Regions from separate parts of the Homo sapiens genome. Here region 1 is linked to region 2. Evidence: read pairs that join two places in POLR2A ChIA-PET (ENCODE). Cell type or tissue: OCI-LY7. All regions are shown on one strand. Links, peaks and the distances in the headings refer to the core of each region. The heading gives the core; the rest is flanking DNA.

What was found. ChIA-PET counts read pairs that join two places held together with the same protein. Peaks named below come from ENCODE experiments on the same cell type or tissue, not always from the same donor. Only the 100,000 strongest peaks of a DNase experiment are listed, where the experiment ranks them.
Region 1: POLR2A ChIA-PET joins it to region 2 with 5 read pairs; 2 of 35 experiments call an interaction of 5 or more read pairs at or near these places.

What each region holds. Positions count from the first base shown.
Region 1 is chr17:79,728,446-79,733,687 of GRCh38, reverse strand. It overlaps ENPP7 (ectonucleotide pyrophosphatase/phosphodiesterase 7), which reads right to left and starts at 2,745. Exons shown (of 6, transcript NM_178543.5): 1 at 2,296-2,745; 2 at 35-180. The coding sequence starts at 2,548. RefSeq lists enhancers at 607-726, 777-826, 3,946-4,905, 4,787-5,081, 4,988-5,107 and 1 more. In OCI-LY7, for the core only: no CTCF peak of the experiment used is centred there; DNase peaks (open chromatin) are centred at 407 and 4,927; H3K4me3 peaks cover 1,472 bases; H3K27ac peaks cover 724 bases.
Region 2 is chr17:78,890,403-78,895,879 of GRCh38, reverse strand. The region is part of intron 1 of TIMP2 (TIMP metallopeptidase inhibitor 2); the gene reads left to right. CEP295NL (CEP295 N-terminal like) reads left to right here. Exons shown (of 3, transcript NM_001243540.2): 3 at 3,421-5,301. The coding sequence ends at 5,242. Among named protein-coding and RNA genes, the nearest start is that of CEP295NL, 10 kb to the left of the region's middle. In OCI-LY7, for the core only: no CTCF peak of the experiment used is centred there; a DNase peak (open chromatin) is centred at 5,179.

The DNA of each region.
Region 1 (5,242 bases), core at 1-5,000, 840 kb before region 2:
TCTGCGATGTCAGTATGGGCGGGGGTGACATTACCTGCCTCTGGGCTGTGATCCAGATGGGCACGCTGCCGTTGTCCCACCACCTCTGGATGCCCAGCGTGGCGTGGTAGGGCAGCTTCACCTTGCTGGTGGTGTTGTAGTACATGTTGTGAACCACCCCGTGGTTCTCGATATATTTGCCTGAGGGAGGAAGAGGTGCAGAGGGCGGCGGGATGGACCGGGGTCACAGCGAAGGCCGGACCCAGGGCTGGAAGAGGCGAAGTCAAAACAGCCCAGGTTTCCCTGTGTGCTGGGTGGGGAGTGGGCCTGGGGCAGGGCTGGGGGGAGCAGACTTCCTCCTGCACTGCCCCGTGGGAGCCAAGGTTCGAGGTCATGTCTGAGACAAATAGACACGTGTTCTTTGACCTGTTTTAGCAATCGCACTTCCACTTTCAGTTTGTCCCACAGCTGGACGGGCACACAGGCACGAATGCGTGTGCAGGGATCCTGGTGGCAGCCTTGTTTGCTTTAGCAAAAGATTGCGGGTGACCTCCACGGCCGTCAGGAAGGAACTCATTAAATAAATGATGGCCCAGCCATCAGACGAGATCCCAGGCAGGAATTTCAGTGAACTACGTGGAGCTCCAGGAGATTTTTTGAATTTATTTTTGTACAGGAAACACGTGCACATGGTACTAAGTCCAAAAGGTGCAAAAGGAGAGATGATGTGGAGAAGGTCCCTCCCGTCCTCATCTGCGATACAGAGAGCAAAAGAGGCGCTGCGCAGACGGGAGACCCGCACACCTCCGTTTGCGGTTAGAAGGGGCAGAAAGGCTGGTGTGGGGATGAGCTGCCTGTGTTGGGGTGGATGGTGTCCCACCACATTCATGCTCACTTGGAACCTTAGAACGTGGCCTTATTTAGAAATAGGGTCTTTGCAGATGTGATTAGCTAGGGTAAGGGGATGTATACCAGAGAAGTGTGGACCCGAAATTCAGCGACTGGTGTACTAGTGAGAAGAGGAAAGTTTGAATACAGACACACACACACAGGGGAAAGGCCCTGGGGAGACGTGGGGAGAGGTCGGAGTGATGCTGCCGCCAGCCCAGGAATGCCAAGGATTGCCGAGGCCCCAGGAGCCAGAAGAGGTGAGGAGGGAGCCTCTGCTGGAACCTTCCGGGTGGGTGCAGCCCTGCAATGCCCTGGGTTTGGCCTTCTGGCCTCCAGAAGCATGCGGATCCGTTTCTGTGGGTTTAAGCCAGTCTGCAGATCTTTGTTGCAGGCGCCCTGGGACACCCACGCAGGGTCTTTGGAGGATGACGCAGGTTTGGGAGGTGGCTGAGCCCCTAGGGAGGGCCAATTGCTTTTCAATTCTCTAACACCTTTTTTGTGGTACTTGGCTTTTTATTATTTTATTATTGTTTGTTTTTTTGACACAGGGTCTTGCTCTGTCACCCAGGCTGGAGTGCAGTGGTGTGATTGCAGCTCACTGCAGCCTCTACCTCCTGGACTCCAGCAATCCTCCTGCCTTGGCCTCATATATATATATATGTGTGTGTATATATATATATATATACATATATATATGTATATATATATGTATATATATATTATATGCAGTCTTGCTTTGTCACCCAGGCTGGAGTGCAGTGGTGCGATCTCAGCTCACTGCAACTTCCACCTCCTGGGTTCATGCAATTCTCCTGTCTCAGCCTCCCAAGTAGCTGGGATTACAAGCATGCACCATCATGCCTGGCTAATGTTTGTATTTTTAGTAGAGATGGGGTTTCGCCATGTTGGCCAGGCAGGTCTCGAACTCCTGACCTCCAGTGATCCGCCCGCCTCAGCCTCTCAAAGTGCTGGGATTACAGGCGTGGGCCACTGAGCCTGGCCCCATATTTGGCTTTTTAAAAACCTATGTCTGTATTGTCTACAGCCTGGGCAGATCTGTCAGGGAGGTGTTGGGTGGAAAATGGAAAGGATGGAAGGGAGAGGGAGAGGCTGACACAGCCAGCTGGAGGGGCGGGCAGGGGAGGGGAGCCATGGGAGCCAGCGGGGAGCCCGCCACACTCCCCTCCTCCTGAAGCCTTCTGGGGTTGCTGCCCTGGCTGTGGCCACGGGTTTAAGGACCCCCCTGGTCATTTTTCTTTGTCCCGGATCTGTTGCTACCAACGGTGAGGATTCCTAATGGTCCCCTTGGCTCTGTCCTGTGCCTGGAGCAAGGACCTCTCCCCTTTATCCTGCACGACACGGCTCTGTGCCATCTGGTTTCTCAGGCCCTCCCACCCCCAGGCCCCGTCACAGGGCAGTACTCACCGGTGACCAGGGTGAAGTGGCAGGGGCTGGTCATGGTGACAAAGGCGGGGGTCATGTAGCGTGCCTTCACCCCGTCTCGGGCCATGGCGTCCAGGTTGGGGGTGTCCACGTCCTGGTCGTAGTTCCAGCGGAAGCCGTCGAAGGACACCAGGAGCAGCTTGTTCTGGGAGCCCTGACTTTGTACCGGTGCTCCGGCCCCGGGAGCCAGGAGCGTGGCCAGAGCCACAGTGAGGAGGACGGCCGGGCCTCTCATGCTGGGCCTTCCAGATGGACAGGCACACAGGGTGCACAGGGCTGGCTCCTGCCGAGGAGGACAAAGTCCCAGGGTCACCCGGGCTGATCTCATCCCGTGCGCCTTTGGAATGTGGCTGTGCACATCCCCGGGTCGAACCTCGGGAGTGGGCTCCCCAGCCGTGTCAGTGCCACCCCTGGTCCCAGCCTCACGTGCGTGGGGTGGCATCAACTTGAGCATCTGCCTTTATTGCCAGCCGCGCCCTTGGTGCTCCAGGCTCCTCCCCTCCCTCCCCAGAGTGGGGACAGTGACCCAGGGCTCAGAGCACAGCAGGAGCCCATTCCACTGGGAAAGTCGTGCCCTCTCCCTCTCCCATAGCAACAGGTGGTCCCTCTGTCCCAGCTCACCCTGACCCCAGGGGACCCAGGTGAGGCTGGGGTGGGACCCCCTCTCCAGGCCTTTAGTGGTGCATGGGCCTCAGGCCTGCCTGGGTGAGGGCCTGTGGGGTGGGCTTCCCATGGTCAGGGCCAGGACCAAGCCTGGGTCACAGCATGGCCTTGTCCGGGGGGAACCCCAGGCTGGGTGCCTGTTCTCCTCCTGGTCCTGTTAAGGGGCTCCTTGAGCGTGGTGAGCAGACCGGGAACCGGATGGCTCCAGACCAGCGTCCTGTGGGCCTTCCTTCTTGGGATGCTTCCTTCTTGGGATGCTTCCTTCTTGGGAATTTCAGAGGGTGCCTGGGGCTCGGACGTTCTTGCTTGATGACAACAAGGGGTCAGAAGAGGGGGACTCCCTTGTTACCATAGGCACATGAAGGGTGGGAGAGGAACCCCTGGATTCAGTGTGCGGTTCTCCCTCCCTCTCCCCCATCTCTCCTTCCCCTTCTCTTATTTTCTCTCTCTTTCTCTGTCTCTCTCCCTCTTTCCTTCCCTGTATGTCTCTGTCTCAGTTCCTATTAAGCACGTTCTGTGTGCCAGGCATGGTTCTAGGTTCTGGGGACACAGAAGTGAATGAGACAGACAATGTTCCTCGTGGCCTCCATTCGAGTTGGGGACACAGAAGATAAAATGAACAAACAAGAAAAAAAGAGTTTCCCAAAAGAAGGGAAGGCAGGAAGACGTGATGGAGAGGCTGGCGGGGTGGGTGGGCGGCACGCAGTGGTGGCTGGTGGGGTTTCGCTGAGAGGATGGTGGAGGCCAGTGACTCTGGGGGACCATGAGCTAGGGGAGCGGGCATGGGGCAGGTGGCAGGGGTGGCAGGGCCAGTCCCGTAGGGCAGGTGGCGGTGATTCTCATGCCAGGCAGTGGAAGCCAGGCGGGGGTTTTAAGCAAGAGAGTGACATGAACTGATCTAATGCTAAAATATACTCTCCATTTGTGGGTGAAGGATAGACCAGAACGAGGGCAGAATGGACACTGGGTGCTCCCTGGAGAGGTGACTGCCTGTGTCTGAGCAAGAGCTATTGGTGGCCCGGACCAGGGTGGTGGCTGTGGGATGGGGCTGGGTTTGAGGCGGATCCTGGAGGTTTTGCTGGGAGGTGGTGCGCTGGATTGCATGGTGGGAGGTGGTGCACTGGATTGCGCGGTGGGAAGACGGAAGGGCATGGTTGGAGGTATTGTCACAATTTCAATCTGGAGCCACACACCTGCCGACAGTGGCCCCGGCCTTCCTTAAGACCTTTGGCTGGCTGCAGCAAGCAGACGCCGTCTCGAAGCGATGGCCGTGGCACTCAGATGACACCGCAGACGCCGTCCACAGCCTCCCCAGGCCAGCCAGCCTTTCCTAACCCAGGTGGGCAGGGACCACTGGTACGGATCCCCGGCTGCCCCTGCCTGGCCGACTGGAACACACTCTCAAGGAGGACTCCGTGCCAGTGACCCCTCTTCTTCATGCTTCTGTGCACCAAAAGCTGAAAACCAGGATGGAGCGACTGCCCGGTGCCTGCAACCACCGCGTGGGGTGCCTGCTCTGCAGGGCTGGGGCTCAGGGCACCCAGAGGTTTGGCTCCTCCCTGGGGAGCACAGACCTTGGGGAGGGTAAGGATCCCTGTGAGTCAGGGACACAGGTTACGATGCACGCACAGGGGGAATGCAGGCGGCCTCGGGAGAGGAGATCGGGCTTTGCTGGCACCAGCGTTGTGGGAGGCCCACAGGATGCATGGAGCCAGGAGAGAGGGCGGGAAGGCTTCAGGCAGAGGGACCAGGCATGGAGGAAGGGAGGCACCGGGGCTCCCGAGAGGGTCGACCAGGAGGAGCCTGTAGGCCGTGGCGGAATCTGGATTTTCCGCTGTGGCAGAGCTGGTTAGTTGTCCCCTAATATCTGTTCTCCCCTCTTTCCATGATAAGATGGCTGCTAGAAGAAAGACTACATTTCCCAGCATTCCTTGCAGCAAAGCAGGGCCACGTGACCACATTTTGACCAATGGGGCAAAAGGAGAATGTCTTGTAGCAGTCCCAGCCTCTTGCCGGAAGCTAGCTTTGCTTCTCTTCTTTTTTGATTTTTTCCTCCATCTGATGCCTCTGGCTGGCAAGCCACCCTAAGCCGCCTGATGAGGGGCTCCCCGGGGATGGCCGGGGTGCACAGAAGGGGCCTGGTCCCCAGCGTCCTGTGTAGCTCAGCTCCAGGCTGCATCCTCCCGGGGAGAATTCAACACACTCTGCCTCGTTGCAATTTCCATTATTTGGGTTTCCTGTCACTCTCAGCGGGACCTAGTTCAAG
Region 2 (5,477 bases), core at 261-5,260:
GGTGTGAGCCAACGGCTCTTGGCACAGAAATAGACTGTGAACCTTGGGGCCTCCAGGCACCTTCCGAGACACACAGAGGGGCATTCACAGCAGCCCCGACCTCACCACACCTAATTGGACATCCCTGTGGCCGTTCCTGGTGGTCTTTGGTGTCTGAGGCCAACTCCTCCATGTGAGCTGGGAAAGTTATTCAACCTCTCTGAGCTTTGGTTTCTTTTTGTGGACTCAGGCCTTCTCTTGGTTATAGACCTAGGAGTGGAATCTCTGGGTCATAGGGTAAGTCTGTGTTTCCCTTTTTAAGAAACTGCCAGACTGTTTTCCAAAGTGGCTGCACCATTTTCCATTCCCACCAGCAGCGTGCACAGGGTTCCAATTCCTCCCCCTCCTTCCTCACTGACAGTTGCTATTGTCTGTCTTTTTGACGACAGCCGTTGGAGTGGATGTGAGGTGGCAGGACACTGCAGGGTCAGTGTGCATTTCTCTAAAGACCGCTGCCGTTGAACATGTTTTTATGTGCTGTATTAGCCACACATCTATGTTCTTTGGTGAAATATCTATTTAAATCTGTTGCTGATTTTTATTTTTATTTATTTATTTTTGAGACAGAATCTCACTCTGTCATCCAGGCTGGAGTGCAATGGTGCAATCTCAGCTCATTGCAACCTCTGCCTCCCAGATACAAGCAATTCTCCTGCCTTAGCTTCCCGAGTAGCTGGGATTATAGGTGCGTACCACCACACCCGGCTAATTTTTGTATTTTTAGTAGAGACGGGGTTTCACCATGTTGGTTAGGCTGCTTTCGAACTCCTGACCTCAAGTGATCCGCCCGCCTCAGCCTCCCAGTGTGCTGGGATTACAGGTGTGAGCTGCCACACCTGTCCTTCTTTTGCTGATTTTCAAATGGGATTATTTGCCATCTTACTGGGTAGTAAGAGGTGTTCATATGTTCTGGATTCAAGTCTTCTGTTGGATATATGATTTGCAAATATTTCCTTCCAGTCCGTACCTTGTATTTTCACTTTACTTATGGTACCTTTTGAAGCACAAAGGTTTTTTTTTTCTTTTAATTTTGATGATGTTCAGCTTATCCGTTTCTTTGTTTATTGGTTGTGCTTTTGGTGTTGTATCTAAGAAATCTTTGCCTGACTCAAGGTCATGAATATACACCTACGTTTTCTTCTAAGCGTTTATAGTTGTAGATGAAGGTCTATGATCCATTGTGAGTTAATTTTTGTATATAGGGTGAGATAAGGCTGTGAATTCCCATTTTTTGCCTGTGGATATCCAACTGTGCCAGCATCATTTGTTGAAAAACAAAAAAACTATTCTTTCCCCACATTAAATTGCCGTGGCACCTTTGTCAAAAATCTCAATCATTGCATTGAAGGGCCCAGCTTTCTCTCTCCCTTTCTCTCTTGATCATCATGGTGGTTGGCAGATCTGGCTAAATATAATATTAACCACTATTCTAATTGTGTGATCTGATTTACCAAGAGGTGCAAGGACCTCCCACTAGAAGACTTAAGTCAAAGCCAGCTGCAGTGTGACCACCTGAGGTTGGTCAAAGGTGCTGGGGTTCGTCCAAGCAGCAGAGGGCCTGTCTCTGCCACTTACCAGCTGTGTGATCTGGGTTAAGCATCTTCATCTCTGCCTGCCTCAGTTTCCCTGTCTGTGAACCGGGGGGGGTAGGAGCTTCGTATCTCAAAGGATTACTGTAAAAAAGATGAACGGATACATGCCCAGTGCTCAGAGGGGAGCCTGCACGGTTAATGTTAGCTGTAATGTAGATGCAGTATTTTCTGACTCCTGCAACTACATGTGACTTCAGCTGCAACTACGTTTGACTCCAAAGGCTTAGCCTGGTTCCACATAGACTAAGATGAAAGAAGGGAAGGAGCAGTGGAGGGGGACTCCATATCGACTGTGGCTGTCCCTTAGCCTTTCCTGCAGCTCACAGATCTGGCTGTTTCTGGCATCAGCTACCCGTGGCAACAGACACAATCCCGTACTGTTTTGGTGTAAATGCCCCTCCTTTCCTAGGAAGGCCTGCCAAAGCATGGGTCCCTTCCTGATGCCAAAGAGACCTGGAAGAGTCCTTCTCTGATCATTATAAAAGGAAAGAGCTGGGAGTCATGAAGAGAGAGCTAACACCAGCTTCTCCTCCTCTCTGGTTTCTACTGGATTCAAGTATCAGACTTGCATGCACACATACATACCTGCATGCCCCACACGGACACATACACATACACACACCGACATGCACACAGAGGCACACACAGACATGCATACATACACACACCTGTACACCCCCCTGTACACACAGATGTGCAGGCATGTGCACAGAAACATAAACAGATGTGCACACGCACACACCCCTGCGCGCACACACCCCTGCACACACACCGCTATGCACACACACCCCTGCACACACAGCCCCACGCACACACCCCTGCACACACACCCCTATGCACACACACCCCTGCATACACACCCCTGCACACACACTCCTACACACCCCTGCACACACACCCCTGCACACACATGCATGGAGACACACACACCCTTGCACATACACCCCTGCACACACACCCTTGCCCGCACACCCCTACACACACACCCCTGCACACACACTCCTACACACACATGCACACACACCCCTGCACACACATGCACACACATCCTTGCACACACCCCTGCACACACATGTATGCACACACACCCCTGCACACACATGTACGCACACACACCCCTGCACACACATGTGCATGTGCACACACCCACACACACCCCTGCACACGCGTGCACACACTCCTGCACACACACATGCTTGGCAGGCTCCTCCCTGCCCCGTCTCTTCCTCCTTTCCTTTACGATCAATTCTCCCTCCAGAGGCCCAGACTTCCTCTTTTACTTCCACCTGCTCTTCTCAATATTTGTTTCCAAGGGCTGCCCTTTGTGCCCCTCCATCCCTACCTGAATCCTAACCCTTGCCCTTTGGGTGGGATTGTCAGTCTCGGCACTACTGACATCTCTGGCCAGGTTATTCACTGTCTTGGGCAGCCCTCCTGTGCAGTGTGGGGTATTCAGCAGCCTCCCTCGCCTCCACCCAGCTGCAGGCCCGGAGCACCTCCTCCCTGCATTTGTGACAATAGAAAATGTTTCCAGACATTGCCAATGTCCCCTGGGAAACAACACCACACTCTGTTCAAAACAGCTGCCCTACAGGCTCTTGTCAAAAGTGTACAGGACAGAAATTGGGAGGCTGAGAGTGGGCCCTGGTGGGCACGGGTCAAGAGAGCTTGGAGGGGCACATTTTGCAGCCTGTCCTCACAGTGAGAATCCCGTGTGCTTGTCTCCAGGGCTTTGCTCACTCTCCTGGGAGCGATCTGGAAAGCTGCACTTGTGCTCCCTTCCTCGTAGGTTTGCTGTGGAACGTTGTGGCTTCTGTGGCTCCTCAGGCCCGGGGGCGCCCCTTGAACCCTCCACTCTTGGCTCCAAGCACCTTCCCTGGGAAGCTGTATCTGCTGGGTTCGCAGACAGGAACAGAAACATGGATGGAGCCATGTGGCTGAGCCTCTGTCCTGATAACGAAGACCTGCTTTGGAGGAAAAAGCACAAATTGCTACAAGCCCGGGGCAAAGGCGATCTCGCTCTGCAGAGAAGAGCGGATGCCAAGCTGTGGAAAAACTACCAGCTCCAGCGCTTGGCTGAGGAGTTGAGGAGAGGGTATCAGGAGGCACAGCACCTGCACGTCGGTGGCCTGGACAGGCTGCAGTCAGCACGTCTGTTGGGCTGGGGAGGAGGACGGGCCAGGGAAAATGAGCCTGACTCGCAGGGGCCCATCCAGCGAAGATCAGCCAGGCCCCCGAGGGCCAAGGAGAAGCATAGAGCAGCCCTTAGTGAAGAGAGGAGTTGCAGGGAAGAGTTGGGCCAGCAACACCCCAGGCACTCCAGGCCCCGGAAGACAGCAGCGAGTCCAGAGAAACCACAGACTACAAAAGCCACGGGTCGGATGAATTCTCACCTGGCCCCGCCTGAGAAGAGAAAGGGAAGGCCAGAACCTTCGACCAAGTCTGGGGGTGGCCGCTGTGCCATCCATCCTCGGAGGAGCAAAGGGGCGGACCTAGAAAGGTCAAACCCACTCGTGGCTGCTGTGGGAGAAATCGGGCTTGTGGAGGAAAAAGAGAAAGGAACAGCTCGGGCGGGGAGGAGGCAACTGGGAAAGGGGGCAGTTTGCTTTGTTCCAGCCCTGACCAGTCGCTCTCAGGGACAGAGTCTGGAGGGGAAGCTGAGAGACCTCGGGCAGCTGTGGCCAGCTGATTCCAGCTGCAGAAGGGAAGCCGTGTCCCCAGCATCTCAGTGCACGCTCCGGGAGAAGAACAAGTGGCAGAAAGAGCTGGAGTTGGCCTTTGAAGAGTTGTTTAATATAAACAGAAAGCTGAAAAAACACCTGTGCTTGTACCTGGCACTGAAGCCCAGGATGGACCAGAGACCTGGGGAAGGGCATGCCTTCTCAGAGATGCAAGAGTGTGGCGCTGGGACCCCAAGAGGGAAGAAAATGGCAGACCCAGAGATGCTGCCTGCCGGGGAACCCAGGAGCCCAGCAGAGGAGGAGGCGCAGCAGGCAGCGTCCAAGACCGACTTGAAAACGTTCATGGGCAAGGCCCAGAACCAAAAATATCAGGGCACGGTCAAGCCCACGTTTAGAAATGGAAGTCAAACATTGTCTCCCGAGGCAGGTATATTTATCAACAAAGAGGACTCATTATTGTATAGCACTGAATCTGGACAAGAGACCCCCAAACTGGGCACGCTGGCAGAGGGCTCCCTTCAGCTCCACCTTCAAGACCAGGCAGACAGAGTGGGCTCGACGGCATCCAGGCAAAGGCAGAAAGCAGAGATGGAGCAGAGAAGACAAAAACAACTGGAATCGCTTGAACAAATGGAACACCCAGATATGAGCTTGGAAATCCACTACAAAGCTGAGCTAGAAAAAGAGAGGAGGGAGCAAAGAAGAGCTCGACTGGCCCATCTGAAGTCCTCCTCCACGAGAGCCCAGGAAAGGGAGAGAGGATCTGAGCTCAGCACCACTTCCCCATCGGGCACCAGCCTCGCCGACGACGACCGGCACAGTCAGATGATCCGAGACCAGCAGCAGCAGATCTTACAGCAAAACAGGTTGCACAAGCAGTTTCTTGAAGAAGCCCGGAAATGCTTGCGGGAGTTTCAGAACATATGCTAAATGCGAGAGGCCCACCCGGGGTAAATACATCACTGATAATGGTGCTGCCAGCACTGGTACCCGGGTCTCTAAGATCTGTGTTTGCGTCATTGCCTCAGAGACTATTAGGCCTCTTTAAAATGGGCAATCTGGGGCCGGGTGCAGTGGCGCACGCCTGTAATCCCAGCACTTTGGGAGGCCGAGGTCGGCCTCAGGATCACCTGAGGTCAGGAGTTTGAGACCAGCCTGGCCAACA